Linked DNA regions of Homo sapiens: region 1 is linked to region 2. Evidence: chromatin loops called from intact Hi-C (ENCODE). Cell type or tissue: heart right ventricle. All regions are shown on one strand. Links, peaks and the distances in the headings refer to the core of each region. The heading gives the core; the rest is flanking DNA. Region 1 overlaps LINC01483 (long intergenic non-protein coding RNA 1483). Region 2 overlaps LINC01483 (long intergenic non-protein coding RNA 1483).

The links. Hi-C counts contacts between places; a loop is a spot of excess contacts. Peaks named below come from ENCODE experiments on the same cell type or tissue, not always from the same donor. Only the 100,000 strongest peaks of a DNase experiment are listed, where the experiment ranks them.
Region 1: it touches region 2 in a loop (4-fold over the local background); 3 of 110 quality-filtered maps call a loop at or near these places.

The regions. Positions count from the first base shown.
Region 1 is chr17:69,693,289-69,701,809 of GRCh38, forward strand. All of the region lies in intron 3 of LINC01483 (long intergenic non-protein coding RNA 1483), which reads left to right. Among named protein-coding and RNA genes, the nearest start is that of LINC01483, 100 kb to the left of the region's middle. In heart right ventricle, for the core only: no CTCF peak of the experiment used is centred there; a DNase peak (open chromatin) is centred at 3,603.
Region 2 is chr17:69,630,501-69,639,021 of GRCh38, forward strand. All of the region lies in intron 3 of LINC01483 (long intergenic non-protein coding RNA 1483), which reads left to right. Among named protein-coding and RNA genes, the nearest start is that of LINC01483, 41 kb to the left of the region's middle. In heart right ventricle, for the core only: no CTCF peak of the experiment used is centred there; no DNase peak of the experiment used is centred there.

The DNA of each region.
Region 1 (8,521 bases), core at 2,301-4,800, 62 kb after region 2:
CAATGATTGATTTTCTGAGAATACGGAGCTGGTGAATTGGCTGCCTAGAACTAGAATATTGGTCTTGAAACTTCTTTGGTGTAACGTATTCATTTCCTACTACATGCATTACTCATGAATGAATACATGACATGAATACATTTAATTAGTAATTGAATAAATGCAGAAACTTCAACGTTAAAATGTTTTTTTTTTTTAAGGTGTTGGTTATGGAATAATTGGGAGATGCAAAGATGGCTGCCTATACTTTGTTCTTAATTTGGGGAAGGTTTAATTGAGACCTTGAATTTAAATTTGAAAAACTTTTCATTTCAAATTTGCCATAATTTATTTTCTCTCTAATGTAGGTTTTAAACATTTTTGACCCTTCTAAGCTGACCTTTGGAATTCTTTAAAAACACACATGTAGATGTTGGGGTAGCTTGATGTCCCAGTGCCTTGGATCTTAGAAAGGAATTCATGTTGTGAAATAAATATGATCCTTGTTTTAAGTTTGTTTTGGACTTAAAGGTCATTCTGCAACAAATTAGTTCACAAAGATGACATAACAGCAAAGCAAATAGTGGCACTTGGAGCAGAATTTGAGCTTCTGAATAAAAATTCAAATTAGCCAAAATAAAATAAAATAAAAAAGTTAAATTGAAAGTGGGTGGATAGTACACATGGCCTCAGTTCCAGATGTCCCTTTTATGATTTCAAGGTGACATTCTGTGACTGACTGAAGTGCCAGGTTAAGAAGTCAGTGTCCATAAGACATTGTCAAAAATCCCAAGCACAGTCTCATACTAAAAGATCAGTTCTTTTGAAAGAGAGCTTTTCACTTGTTTTGAAGTTTCTGAACCCATGAAACCAACCAAGGTGGGGAATCTGGGCTCTTTTTCCCCCACCGTCTTTACCCCATCTGAATTGAGTGTTTCTCTAGGACTGCTTCCACAGTGAGGTAAACTCCAGGGCAGAGGGGCTGCTTTAAAGCAAATGAGGCCCTTAATTTATCATAAAAATGAAGACTAGTTGTTAAGGTTTTATTGGATTACAATAAAGGCTCCTAGCACTAGGAGTCTGTGGTTTGATTCCCGGCATCACTGGGGGAGCTTGAAATCATAACCACAGATTATAGCAATGAGCTTCCAAATTTCCATATCCTAAGCAAAGATGCTGCTTTCCTGGAGCTGATGTGGAATTACATGCTCTGTGATTTTAGGATATGTATTGGAAAATTTTCTGTTTGGATATCATTTCAGGAGGGCTGTGATTCTCCAATCACCTCTGTGGTCACAGCTTCAATGTTCTTAAAAAAAGAAAGAAAAATAATAAAGCAAAATGAAACAAAAGATGATTGTTGTAACTCCCTAGATTCTGTCCTCTTGTACAGCTCGAATGTTTTCATTAATTTTTTTTTCTTTCAGTGAGTTCAGTAAAAGTTCTTACCAGGCCATTTTAGGTTGTAGCAGTAGCTTAAGCAGATCATTTAGGTCTACCTCTCTTCCCAGACTCCGTATGATAAGATTGTGTTTTCTGCATGTTCTCACTCATAGGTGGGAATTGAACAATGAGAACACATGGACACAGGAAGGGGAACATCACACACTGGGGCCTGTTGTGGGGTGGGGGGAGGCGGGAGAGATAGCTTTAGGAGATATACCTAATGCTAAATGATGAGTTAATGGGTGCAGCACACCAACATGGCACATGTATACATATGTTACAAACCTGCACGTTGTGCACATGTACCCTAAAACTTAAAGTATAATAAAAAAAGATTGTGTTTTATCAGATAGACTCTAAAATCTGCCCTCTCTCATGTAAATTGTACATATATGTTAAAAAACACATACACAGATATAAAAATCAATCCATCTACATATATGCGTATACCATACATATAACTACAATTATATATTTAGTGATATGTATGGATATATATTTATATACTTTTTTAGCCTGGCAGAGAGACCATGTTGGAGCATATTGAAATGAAGGAATGGGTAAGTGGAAAATGTTGCAGGTGGTTCATGACTATCTGAGGCCGATGGAGTGGGTGGTAAAATAATTTACCAAGATAGTTGTAGGTAAAGAAAGATTTATTGGCCGGGCACGTTTGTGGCTCACACCTGTAATCCCAGCACTTTGGGAGGCCAAGGCAGGCGGATCATGAGGTCAGGAGATCGAGACCATCCTGGCTAACACGGTGAAACCCCGTCTCTACTAAAAATACAAAAAAAATTAGCTGGGCGTGGTGGCAGGCACCTGTAGTCCCAGCTACTTGGGAGGCTGAGGCAGGAGAATGGCATGAACCCAGGAGGCGGAGCTTGCAGTGAGCCGAGATTGTGCCACTGCACTCCAGCCTGGGTGGCAGAGCGAGACTCCATCTCAAAAAAAAAAAAAAAAAAAAGAAAAAAGAAAAAGAAAGATTTATTAAAGTATGAAAATATGTTGCAAGGGTGCAATGGGCAGATGAGTAAGAGAGGGGCTGACTGTGAGGAGACGAAGGCTTGCTGGGGATTTTATAGGATGGTGCTGTGTGCTGAAGAGGGCTTTGTGCAATACTGATAACGCCAAGGTTGCAGTGAGCTAACTTACAATTTTCTATCAGCCGTGGGTCTGGTGATAGCTGGGCGCCGGAAGATGGTGAGTTATTTGTGCAGGAGGGCATGTCCTGGACCATGAAGAAAGGCAAGACAGACTCATAGCCTATCTGCTTTCTCTTTTTGCTTTTCCTCGGTCCCACCAGCCTGACTTTTTTTTTTTTTTTTCCTAATTAGGACTCCACAGAAGATATAAAGAGATACATTTTATTTTTCTTCTTGTAAGATATATCTGATTGAACTGGTAAGGAAAAATAATGTCAATTTGAGTTTCTTTCTTTCTCAGATTCATTGGCACATATACATGTACTTAACTGAATGGGAACAAAACCTGTAAAAACTCATACACACCCATCATACTGCCTGAACCTCCTGGCTGTATTTGTTCTTCATTATCTAGCCTCAGAACTACCCCAACATTTTAGGAAGCCTTGTCTTTCTTTTCACAGTTGGAGAGAAAAGCGTTGATCTGTTTGGGAAGGAGAATCAGTGCCTAGCATTTTGTCTTTTGCCTGGTCCATTGACAGTTTGCGTTTTCTTCCTCCACTTCTGAATATGAGCAAATCATTTGGTGTTTTCTCTGCATAATTAAGGTGCTCTTTTCTAAAAAAGCATAATCACAGAAAACTCAGACTTAATAAGGAAGTATCTTATCTCACAGAAGTGGAAATCCAGAAATAGGGTCCTGGGGGTACTTTCACTAGTGGCTCAATAATGCCACCAAGGACTTTGGCTGATTGGATTTTTGTTCCCAAATTTTTATTTCTTCTCTGTAAGAGGATTAAATGTTTCTGCCTATGGTCACATGACTTGCCCTGTCCTTATGGGAAGAGGATTCTCCACTCTCTTCACTCCCCCACCAACCCCCTTAGCCCTCACCTTATTGACTTTGGGCTTAGCCCATACATAACATGCTCTGGACAGTAGGGAGACAGCAAGCATGACACATCCATGTAGAAAGTTTTCTGGAGTAGGTTGGCCCCAGTTCCCTTTGCAAGCTGCTGCCTTACGACTTCTGCCAAATGTTTCTACTCTTAAGGAAACACAGAATGAGACAGCCCCTTTCTGCCTCTGGATATTGAGAGCAGCAGGTCTCAGTAGTGGCTGCTGTTTAGCCTGGGTCTGAAATGAGAAGACACTTGGGGGTGAATGGAGGCCAGAAGTCCCACAGCCCTCACATGACAAAGGGAAAGAAAAGTGTGTAGTGTGTTGCCTTAAGCCACTAACACATTGGAGCTGTTTATGGTTGCAGGAAAAGCTAATTTTAGAATCCAATGTTCTTCCATACTTCCATCTCTGTCACTGCCAGTAAAGCCTGCTTTCTAAAGCTCATTTTCCTTGTGGTGGGAGAAGGGCAGGAGCAGATTCAAGCATCACCTCCAGATGTGACAATAGCCAGAGGCAGAAAGGGGCTGTATTAGTCTGTTTTCATGTTCTGGTAAAGACATACCCTAGACTGGGAAGATAAAGAGGCTTAGTTGGACTTACAGTTCCACATTGCTGGGGAGACCTCAGAATCATGGCAGAAGGTGAAAGGTGCTTTTTACATGGTGGCAGCAGGAGAGAATGAGGAAGAAGCAAAAGCAGAACCCCCTGATAAATCCATCATATCTCTTGAGACTAATTCACTATTATGAGAATAGCATGGGAAAAACCAGCCGCAATGATTCAATTACCTCCCCCTGGATCCTTCCCATAGCATGTGGGAATTCTGGGAGATACAATTCAAGTTGAGATTTGAGTGGGGACACAGCCAAATCATATCATTCCACCCCTGGCCCCTCCAAATCTCATGTCCTCACATTTCAAAACCAATCATGCCTTCTCAACAGTCCCCTAAAGTCTTAACTCATTTCAGCATTAACCCAAAAGTCCACAGTCCAAAGTCTGATCTGAGACAAGGCAAGTCCCTTCTGCCTATGAGCCTGTAAAATCAAAAGCAAGTTAGTTACTTCCTAGATACAATAGGGGTACAGGTATTGGGTAAATACAGCCATTCCAAGTGGGAGAAATTGGCCAAAACAAAGGGGTCACAGGGCCCAAGCAAGTCCAAAATCCAGCAGGGCAATCAAATTTTAAAGCTCCAAAATGATCTCCTTTGACTCCACGTCTCACATCCAGGTCACACTGATGCAAGAGGTGGGTTCCCATGGTCTTGGGCATCCCTGTGGCTTTGCAGGGTACAGCCTCCCTTCCAGCTGCTTTCATGGCTGGCATTGAGTGTCTGTGGCTACTCCAGGTGCATGGTGCAAGCTGTTGGTGGATCTACCATTCTGGGGTCTGCAGAACAGTGGCCCTCTTTTCACAGCTCCACTAGGCACTGCCCCAGTAGAGACTCTATGTGGGGCCTCTGACCAACCCCACATTTCCCTTCCACACTGCCCTAGCAGAGGTTCTCCATGAGGGCACTGCCCCTGCAGCAGACTTTTGCCTGAGCATCCAGGTGTTTCCATAGATCTTCCGAAATCTAAGCAGAGGTTCCCAAACCTCAATTCTTGACTTCTGTGCACCTGCAGGCTCAACACCACATGGAAGCCACTGAGGCTTGAGGCTTCCACCCTCTGAAACCACAGTCCAAGCTGTATGTTGGCCCCTTTCAGCCATGGCTGGAGCAACTGGGACATAGGTCACCAAGTCCCTAGGCTGCACACAGCTCAGGGACCCTGGGCCTGGCCCACAAAACCATTTTGTCCTCCTGGGCCTCCAGGCCTGTGATGGGAGGGGCTGTCATGAAGGTCTCTGACATGGCCTGGAGACATTTTCCCCATGGTCTTGGGGATTAACATTAGGCTCCTTGCTGCTTATGCAAATTTCTGCAGCAGGCTTGAATTTCTACCCAGAAAATGGGTTTTTCTTTTCTATCACATAGGCTGCACATTTTCCACTTTAATGCTCCGCTTCCCTTATAAAACTGAATGCCTTTAACAGTACCTAAGTCACATTTTGAATGCTTTGCTGCTAAGTGGAAACTTCTTCCACCAGACACCCTAAATCACCTTTCTCAAGTTCAAAGTCCCACAAATCTCTAGGGCAGGGGCAAAATGCCACCAATCTCTTTGCTAAAACATAATAAGAGCCACCTTTACTCCAGTTCCCAACAAGTTCCTCATCTCCATCTGAGACCACCTCAGCCTGAACCTTATTGTCCATATTGCTATCAGCATTTTGGGCAAAGGCACTCAACAAGTCTTTAGGAAGTTCCAAACTTTCCCGCATTTTCCTGTCTTCTTCTGAGCCCTCCAAACCATTCCAACGTCTGCCTGTTATCCAGTTCCAAAGTTGCTTCCACATTTTTGGGTATCTTTTCAGCAACACCCCACTCTACTGGTACCAATGTACGGTATTAGTCTGTTTTCATGCAGCTGATAAAGACATACCCTAGACTGGGATTAAAAAGAGGTTTAATTGGACTTATAGTTCCACATGCCTGGGGAGGCCTCAGAATCATGGCAGAAGGCAGAAGGTGCTTCTTACCTGGTGGCAGCAAGAGAGAATGAAGAAGAAGCAAAAGTGGAAACCCCTGATAAACCCATCAGATCTTGTGAGACTAATTCACTCTCATGAGAAAAACATGGGAAAGACCAGCTGCCATGATTCAATTACCTCTCCCTGGGTCCCTCCCACAACACATGGGAATTCTGGGAGATACAATTCAAGTTGAGGTTTTGGTGGGGATACAGCCAAACCATATCAGGGACTGTCTCATTCTGTGTTTCCTTAAGAGTGGAAACATTTTGCAGATGCCACATGGCAGGCCTCTGTTGGAGCATCAGTTAGTAGAACTTTGCCCTGAACTTCATCATTGGCAAGGAAAACAGTATCACCATGACTGACCCGTGTCAATCAGGGCTCCCCCTCAGCAGGAATAGCCGACCCTCTTTTGAATCATACATGTGGGGTGGGATGGAGGCGGTAATAATTAGATACCTTAACAAAATGAGGCTTTTGCCAACCAGGAAAAAGGGAGAAATGTAAGTTGATAAGCAATCCCAAATACTCACTACACTCTCCTTCCTCTCTGACTTTTCTTACACCTCTTCTTTGCCTTTGTCTTCTCTCTGACCACCCCTGTCTCTCTCCCACCCATGCATCAGTTATCCCTGTCATTTCCTCTTTTTTCTTTATTTTGCTCTTTTTGTCATCCTGTTACTTGTACTCTGCTTCCCTCAAAATATGAGATATTCAGGAAAGAGAGGCTCTGGCCAGGATTTATTGAGAACAATTTTTTCAAATTTATGTTTGTTTCTCAGTGATATGGTTTGGCTGTGTCCCCACCCAAATATCATCTTTAATTGTAGCTCCCATAATTCCCGTGTGTTGTGGGAAGGGACCCGGGGGAGATAATTGAATCATGGGGGTGGTTTCCCCCATAGTGTCCTCATGGTAGTGAATAAGTCTCATGAGATCTGATGGTTTTATAAAAAGGGGAAATCCCTTTCACTTGGTTCTCATTCTCTGTTGTCTGTCACCATGTAAGACGTGCCTTTCACCTTCCACCATGATTGAGAGGCCTCCCAGGCCACGTGGAACTGTGAGTCCATTAAACCTCTTTTTCTTTACAAATTTCCCAGTCTTGGGTATATCTTTATCAGCGGCATGAAAACGGACTAATACACTCACTTTTAGTCCAGCAGAGAATCAACTCACCAATGCACTGGTGCAACCTGAAGTCTTGGTTTCTAAGAGGTTCTGAATTCACCTGTATCCCACCAAGCTTCTCTATTCAGTCCCAGAGGTTTTCTGGGTGCCAACCTTTTGAGGATTAGAGAGAAGAGGGAACTGTTTCTTTGTTTTCAACTTGTAAAGTCTAGAATGGAGCTAGGACTCCAGGGGAGGTGACGGTTTTTGGTGAGAGCACTGCCTACCTCTGGACAGTCCTAATATTCTGAGAAACACAGTTTCTAGGTTTTCCTGAAATGTCCTGTTTCCCAACTTTCAGCCTTAGTTCAAAGGCCAGAGCAAGAGCCCCAGATGATAAACTTCTAGGAGGCTTCAAGGAAAGGTGAAAAGCAGGAGCTTGAACAAGCATCGAGTATTCCGTTATAACACATGGATTTCCAGAATAGTGTTCACAAGACTGTGTTCCATTGAAGGCTGTTAGTAATAGTTCTTAAAAACAAACAAACCTGTATGTACTGAGAGTGTTTGCCAAAATACATCTTAAGTGTTTTCTCTTTTTAAATCCAAGTGTGATATGACTTCTTCTTTGCCATAATATCAGATATATTGATTACTTTCTTTTTCAAAGGTAGAACAGTACCGAGATTGATTGTTAAGATCCTAGAAACAGACGGCCTGTATTAGTCAGGGTTCTTTAGAGGCACAGGACTAATAGGATAAATGTATATATGAAAGGGAATTTATTAAGGAGTATTGACTCACACAATCACAAGGTCAAGTCCCACAACGGGCCGTCTGCAAGCTAAGGAGCAAGGAAGCCAGTCCGAGTCCCAAAACCTCAAACGTAGGGAAGCTGACAGTGCAGTCTTCAGTCTGTGGCTGAAGGGCAGAGAGCCACTGGCAAACTACTGCTGTAGGTCCAAGAGTCCAAAAGCTGAAGAACTTGGAGTCCGATGTTTGAGGGCAGAAAGCATCCAGCAAGGGAGAAAGATGAGGGCCAGAAGACTTAGCCAGTCTAGTCTTTCCAAGTTCCTCTGCCTGTTTTTATCCTAGCCATGCTGGTAGCTGATTAGACGGTTCCCAGCCAGATTAATGGCAGATCTGCCTCTCCTAGTCCACTGACTCAAATGTTAATCTCCATTGGCAACACCCTCACAGACACACCCAGGAACAATATTTTATATCCTTCAATCTATCAAGATTGACAATACTAACCATCACACTGCCTAAGATTTATCCCACCCAACCTTATCATTTAATATCTGTTTAGCTCCTTTATGCCTCAGTTCCCTCATTGATAAATCTGGGATACTAAT
Region 2 (8,521 bases), core at 3,211-5,710:
CATATTACAGCCTATCTTCCTATCCAAAGAACTGAGGGGAAATAAGCCATTAGAAGAATTTTCCACTGAAACTTCTTTGTTTTGCTCTAATGTATTACTAAAATTTTCTGATAACAAAGAATGAGACAGATATAAATATGCACCATTTTAATAAAAACCCAACTACAATACATCAATTTAAAAATATAATTGAAATGGCTGATTTCAGAGCTGGGGCAGGATGGGCACAAGATGAGCCTGAAATATATTGTTATGCCATAAAATAAAAAAGCACTACATCCATCTACCTATCATGACCTGTCACCAGGAAAAAAATTCAACTCGAAGGGGCTACCACTGGGAAAATCTAGGTTGATTTGAGCATCAAATAATGGAGTACAATAATAAAGTATAAATCACTGGGAAAAAAGAAACTCATGGGTTTATACCAAAAATAAATAGATAAATAAGTGGGAGAGGAGGGCTCTTGCTAATAGCAGAATATTGAGGGCCAGTTGGTAAGTGTCAGGGGAGCACTGGAGTTGAAAACTTATCATTTTCCAACCATCGTGGTATGGATTGGATCCGATAAGAATAATCAATGGATTCTTAATATTAGAGGAAATTTTGTTGGGAAACAGAACATTTGTATGGTTTCAAAGTGTCTCTCTACAGACTGCTTATCTATTGTAAGGAAGTATGATGGTTAATAGAGTGTCAATTTGATTGGATTGAAGGATGCAAAGTATTGATCCTAGGTGTGTCTGTGAGGGTGTTGCCAAAGGAGATTAACATTTGAGTCAGTTGGCTGGGAAAGGCAGATCCACCCTTAATCTGGGTGGGCACCATCTAATCAGCTGCCAGTGCAGCTAGAATATAAAGCAGACAGAAAAACGTGGAAAGACTAGACTGGCCTAGCTTCCCAGACTGCATCTTTCTCCCATGCTGGACCCTTCCTGCCCTCAAACATCAGACTCCAAGTTCTTCAGTTTTGGGACTCGGACTGGCTCTCTTTGCTCCTCAGCTTGCAGATGGCCTACGGTGAGACCTTGTGATCATGTGAGTTAATACTTAATAAACTCAGATATACATATATATGTATCCTATTAGTTCTGTCCCTCTAGAGAACCCTGACTAATACAGGAAGACAAAAAAATACAGTAATTATGCAGTGGAGAATCAGATCACACCTTAACTGCACCTTGACCAGTGGTCCCAGTGACCATCACCCATGAACAGGTGGCCTTGTGTCCCTCCAGGTGTGACACTCCTGGAAGGACACCACATTACCTATGCAGTATTCCATCTGAGAACACATAACTTCAATAAAATCCAAAGGAGAAACATTCTATGAAACAAAAATAGGAATGTATTTTTCCAAAGCATCAATGTCATGAAAGACTGTGGAAATGTTTCAGATTATAAGAGGTCAAAAATAAAAGATAAGTGTTGATAAGGTTATAAAGAAAAGGGAACCCTGGTATACTGTTAGTGGAAATGTAAATTAATACAACCATTATAGAAAACAATTGGGGGTTTCTCAAAAAATTAAAATAGAAATACCACATCATCAGATGAGTAGATTGCAAAAATTTTCTCCCATTCTGTAGGTTGCCTGTTCACTCTGATAGTAGTTTCTTTTGCTGCGCAGACGCTCTTTAGTTTAATTAGATCCCATTTGTCAATTTTGCCTTTTGTTGCTATTGCTTTTGGTGTTTTAGATGTGAAGTCCTTGCCCATGCCTATGTCCTGAATGGTATTGCCTAGGTTTTCTTCTAGGGTGCTTATGGTTTTAAGTCTAACATGTAAGTGTAAGTCTTTAATCCATCTTGAATTAATTTTTGTATAAGATGTAAGGAAGGGATCCAGTTTTAGCTTTCTACATATGGCTAGCCAGTTTTCCCAGCATCATTTATTAAATAGGGAATCCTTTCCCCATTGCTTGTTTTTGTCAGGTTTGTCAAAGATCGGATGGTTGTAGATGTGTGGTATTATTTCTGAGGGCTTTGTTCTGTTCCATTGATCTATATCTGTGTTTTGGTACCAGTACCATGCTGTTTTGTTTAGTATAGCCTTGTAGTATAGTTTGAAGTCAGGTAGCATGATGCCTCCTGCTTTGTTCTTTTGGCTTAGGATTGTCTTGGCAATGTGGGCCCTTTTTTGGTTCCATATGAACTTTAAAGTAGTTTTTTCTAATTCTGTGAAGAAAGTCATTGGTAGCTTGATGGGGATGGCATTGAATCTATAAGTTACCTTGGGCAGTATGGCCATTTTCACAATATTGATTCTTCCTATCCATGAGCATGGAATGTTCTTCCATTTGTTTGTGTCCTCTTTTATTTCGTTGAGCAGTGGTTTGTAGTTCTCCTTGAAGAGGTCCTTCACATCCCTTGTAAGTTGGATTCCTAGGTATTTTATTCTCTTTGAAGCAATTGTGAATGGGAGTTCACTGATGATTTGGCTCTCTGTTTGTCTGTTATTGGTGTATAGGAATGCTTGTGATTTTTGCACATTGATTTTTTATCCTGAGACTTTGCTGAAGTTGCTTATCAGCTTAAGAAGATTTTGCGCTACAATCTACTCATCTGACAAAGGGCTAATATCCAGAATCTACAAAGAACTCAAACAAATTTACAAGAAAAAAAGAAACAACCCCATCAAAAAGTGGGCAAAAGATATGAACAGACACTTCTCAAAAGAAGACATTTATGCAGCCAACAGACACATGAAAAAATGCTCATCATCACTGGCCATCAGAGAAATGCAAATCAAAACCACAATGAGATACCATCTCACACCAGTTAGAATGGCGATCATTAAAAAGTCAGGAAACAACAGGTGCTGGAGAGGATGTGGAGAAATAGGAACACTTTTACACTGTTGGTGGGACTGTAAACTAGTTCAACCAATGTGCAAGTCAGTGTGGCGATTCCTCACGGATCTAGAACTAGAAATACCATTTGACCCAGCCAACCCATTACTGGGTATATACCCAAAGGATTATAAATCATGCTGCTATAAGGACACATGCACACGTATGTTTATTGTGGCACTATTCACAATAGCAAAGACTTGGAACCAACCCAAATGTCCATCAGTGATAGACTGGATTAAGAAAATGTGGCACATATACACCATGGAATACTATGCAGCCATAAAAAATGATGTGTTCATGTCCTTTGTAGGGACATGGATGAAGCTGGAAACCATCACTCTCAGCAAACTATCGCAAGGACAAAAAAACCAAACACCGCATGTTCTTACTCATAGGTGGGACTTGAACAATGAGAACACATGGACACAGGAAGGGGAACATCACACACCGGGGCCTGTTGTGGGGTGGGGGGAGGGGGGAGGGATAGCGTTAGGAGATATGCCTAATGTAAATGACGAGTTAATGGGTGCAGCACACCAACATGGCCCATGTATACATATGTAACAAACCTGCACGTTGTGCGCATGCACCCTATAACTTAAAGTATAATTAAAAAAAAAAAAGAAATACCACATCATTCAACAACCCCACTTCTGGGTATATAAACAAAGGGAGTGAAATCAGTATGTTGAAGAGCTGTCTGCACTGCCATGTTCATTGCAACACTATTCATAATAGCCAAGATATGGAATCAACCTAAGTGTTCGTCCATGGATGAATGAAGAAATGTGGCATCTATACACAATGGATTACTATTCAGCTTTAAAAAAGAGGGAAAGTCTGTCATTTGCAACAACATGGATGAACCTGGAGGTTGCTATGTTAAGTAAAATAAACCAGGCACAGAAAGACAGATATCATAGGATCTCACTCATCTGTGGAATGCAGAAATGTAAGCTTCATAAAATCAGAGAGCAGAATGCTGATTACCAGGGGTTGGGGGAGAATGGAATTGGGGAAAAGGATATAATATTTCAGTTAAACAGGAGAAATCAGTTCAAGAGATCTATTTTACAACATGGTGATGATATTTAATAAAAAATTAAAAGAGGCCAAAGAGACATGACAAGTAAATACAATACCTGATCTTAGACTAAATTTTGTACTGGAGTGGTGGGTGGGGCAATGTGATATATGGCCCTGTTAGATCAAATGAGAAAATTGGAATACAAAGTATAGAGAAAAACATTTGCCGATATTAAATTCACCAACGTTGACAACTTTTCTTGGTTATATAACAGAATATTCCTATTGTTAAGAAATACGCACTGATATATTAATAGGTCGAAGGCCATGATCTATTTACTTTACCATCAAGTGGTTCAGAAAAGAAATTAGATGTAGCTAGATAGCTATATACATTGACAAATAGTCTTAATGATAGAACAAATGGGGTAAAATGTTAAAAATAGGTGAATGTGAATAAATGGTAAGTGGGGATTTTCATATTATTTTTATTTCCACAATTTATCTGTAAATTTCAAGTTATTTCAAAATAAAAAGTTAAAAATATATCACTGATTTGGGTAATTTGTGTTTCTGTTGGCAAAAGGTTGCTTGCTTCTAAAGAACTCAGCAAATGAATCCCTGGACTTGGGAAATCCACCAGTACTTTTCAAATTATGATGACTTTGCAAATTAAAATTTGGAAGCAAGTTTGGGATTATGTTGAGAAGGAAAGGCAAAAGGCTAATTTTATTTCCATTTAAGAGTTACTTGGTTGAAAGAAAAACAAACTCACGTTGGCCAAAAGGAAATTTATTGTAAGTAAAGAAGGGAAATTTCATGAAAGCCAGCTGTGGGAAGTACTACTGGCATCATGGGAACTACAAAGATATCAGATGCTTCTCTATCTCTGTCTCTTTCTTTCCTTCCCTCTCCTATTTAGCCAGTTCTGGTCAGAACTACAGGACAACCAGGTCGAAAAATCTGGCAACTTCTTCAGCAAAAGTGACAAAAACATTTCCAAATAAGAGCACATGAGCTGTGCAGACACCTCATGTATTTTATTTTATGCTGAAATTAGAGAACAACTGACCTAATATTTGACTAATAACTTCATGAATTTTAATCTATAATTAATAATTTATCTTAAGGCCAATATAAGATTAAAAATATTAATGTGAGCAATGATATTCTTAGATTCTCCTTTTATAAATATCACATGGGCACAGAATGGAGAATGGATTTTAGAGAAACGAGAGTGTAGTGGGATATCATTTAGATGATGCTGTCATGGTCCAAGCAAAACATGGTGGCTTGGATGGGTATAAGAATAGCTGTGGAGATGGACAGAAAAGGGTAGATAAGGAATATCTTTAAGAAGTACAACTGAAAAGTCTTTGTGTTGGGTTGAATGTGAATGTTTGAGGAAGAGGTTTTCAAGGATGTCTCCCAGGTTTCCAGTAGGAGTGAATGGTAGAGACATTATGGAGATTGAAAACATTAGGGGAGGAGTAATTCTGGGGAGAAAAAGTCATGAATTCAATATAGGCCTTCTTTTAGTTTGAGAAACTAGTAAGATACAAATGGAGTTCTCAGGTTGCTAGATATATGGGTTCAGGGCTTGGAGCCCCAAAGAAAGAGCTAGTATAGAGAAAGAATCTTGAGAAAGGTTGATAAGTGTGTGGCATTTGAAGCCATGGCAATTTATGCAACAACTTCATAAGAAGGGAAAGAGCCAAACCTTGAAGAACTCCAACATATAAGGAATAGATGGGAAAGAAAGCTCTCCAACAAGAGACTGAAAAAAAAAAAAAAAAAAAGGTCTTACATGTAGGTGGGAAATTAGTAGAGTCTAATTTTGTCAAATCCACTGGAGAAGGCGAAAAATAAGCTAGTAGTCAACTGTGTCTCATAGTAGTGGAACCAGTAAAATGGGGCAGGTATTGTGCTCACCCTCTTTTTGCAAATGAAACAACGGTTGAGGCTCAGAGAGCTTAAATGACCCACTCAAGATCATGGAGCTACTAGGTAATGAGGCTGAGATTTGGACTCATGTGTCTCTGACTTTAAAGCCTATGCTTTTAAGCATTGCCTCATTCATTTCATCAACAAAGATTGATTTCATACTTACTACGCATAAGGAAGCCTGAAGATAATGTAACTAATAGGGCCTATATGATTTAGAGCCTGTACTCACTGAATGCAATTTGTTGCCAATTGAAAGTTGTGATTCCTGGGAATGGGTAAAAAAGGCTATGTGAGTTTTCTATTGCTGCACACCGAATTGCTGCAAACTCACCACATGAAACAACTTCCAATTATCATCTCCCAGTTATATAAATGAAAAGGGTGGGTGAGAGGTTCTGACTGGGTTCTATGCTTAGAGTTTCACAAGACTGAATTCAAGGCTGGCCTGGACTCTTCCCTGGAGACCTGGGGAAGAATCTATTTCCAGGTCCATTCAGGGTGTTGGCAGAATCCAGTCCCTTGCTGCTGTAGGACAGAGAACCCCATTTCCTTACTTGCTTTCAGCTGCGAGCCTTTCTCAGCTTTTAGAGGCCCCTTGCAAGCTCTTTGCCATGGACTTTCTCCCAGACCCTCTCATCAGTTAAGCTTAACTTTTCAAGGCTGGTAGCAGGATCTCTCAAATAGAATCCTCCTGAAATTTATAGTCGTTTGACTTCTCTTTTGCTATTAGCCATCGAAATCTCCATACTTTTAAAGGGCTAGTGTGATTAATTCAGGCTCAACTGCATAATCTCTCTCTCTTGCCTTATAACCGCTCATCATATTCACATGTTCCACCCACATTCAAATGGCTGGGGATTGGATTATACAAGGGTTAGGGTCACTGAGGGTCAATCTTAGAATTCTACCACCGAGGCATAAAGCCCTTGTTGCTTCCTTCTTCCCAAGCTCTCTGTTCTCCCATTTAAAAATTTCATAGTTGGAGAGAGAAGAATGCATATAGGTGATTAGTCCATTGATTTGACAGTAATACAATCAGCACTCTAAAAAAAAATTGCCTAGTATCTTTTCTCTGGGAACCAGCTTTCAAAGTGGAAAAAGCTAAGATGATTCTACAGCAGTGGGAATGTGCTTCATTTCCCCAAGATACCACAGCTGGGAAGCTCAGCTGCCTTTCTGGGAAGAGAGACTGCTCTGTTCTGCATGGAAGGCCAGCCACGAGGGAGCACATCCATGTGAGAATCTGAGGAAACAGTGCAACGCCATCAACATGGCATCAAATTCTACCACAGCTGCTTTGTTGCCTCTCCCAGAAAGATCAAGACAGACCACTGTCCAGAGAGAGAGAGAGGTGATTAAGGGGATAATAATGCTCTGGGTATGAGCAACACCAGGGACTTACTGCCCAAACTCTCAGTGAGTTTTCAGCTTACAGCTTTTTGAGTTGTACCAAGATGTCCTTTCTTTGGAAAAAGCAGAGAGAGAGAGAGAGAGAGAGACAGAGACAGAGACATGAACAATGCATTTAAGAAGGCTGCCAGCCTCTGAGAATCTGGGGCCTGGACTCTTGGCTTTCAGCTGAAAAGCCTTCAAAAGGCCAGGGAAGCGTTAGTGAAAATGAATGGAAAGCCTCTGACAAGCATGCTATGTGCTGCGGAAATTGCAAACAGACTTGGCATGCTTGCTCAGGAGCCCAACAGAATCTGAACATCACTTGGTATTATAAGTCATGGGACAGCAGGCACTTGTTTCACTGGAATGGGCTTTCACATTAAAAAAAAAGAAAAAAGATCACCATCTGTCTTTTTTTTTGGGGGGGGGGTGTAATTTAGTGCCCCAGGGAGGGACTTTGTCATTGTGTCTGTGTCCTGCACCTCTTTTGTAGTACAGAAGAGTCATGCAGCAGAATCAGTAGCTGTCTTGAAGTACTGAACAATGGAGAGAAGCAGAAGTCTTTACATGAAGGGTGTTTGGATAAGAGGGCTTCAATATAGACAGTCAGGCCTGGGTTCAAACCTTTATTCTGTCATCTACAATCTGGGTGATCTTAAACATGTTGCTTTGTCTTTGTGATTCCCAATTAGCTTCCCTGTGTTCCAGTTTCTCATCAGTAAAATGGGTGGCGGGGGATGAAATAATGTCTATGAGCTATGAAAATAAACTGACATAGAGAAAGCATTCAATAAATAGTAGAATCTCAAATGTAGATAGTATCCCATCCTACATTCAAAGAACCTGTTGGCTGCCTACGCAACACCTGTTCCTCCTACTTTCTTCATGGCTGGCAAAACTTGTCTTCCAGTAAATATAATGAAAAGGCAAAACCACTTGTTTTTCTAGCTTCTCCTCTTACAGTCAGGACATGGGCCTGTTACCTGATTCTGGCTTGGATCCGCTACAGCCACCTTGAAATTTTAAGGGATGACACAGTGGTCTGCAGAACAAGGAAAAATGGAAAAAGGGAAAGCTTAATGTTCCATGACATTGCAGAACTGCTGAATTAATCCTGGAACTTCCTTCCTGTATTAGTCAGGATTGTCTGAGATACTCCAAAGAAATAAGCAAGCCCTGTATCTATAGTGGTTTATAAGAGCAATTTTAATTTCTTGCATACACTATATGTACAGTGTGGACTGAATAGGGGATTTGTTCCACTTTTCCTCACTCTGGAGGCCAGGTAGATAGAAAAACTGC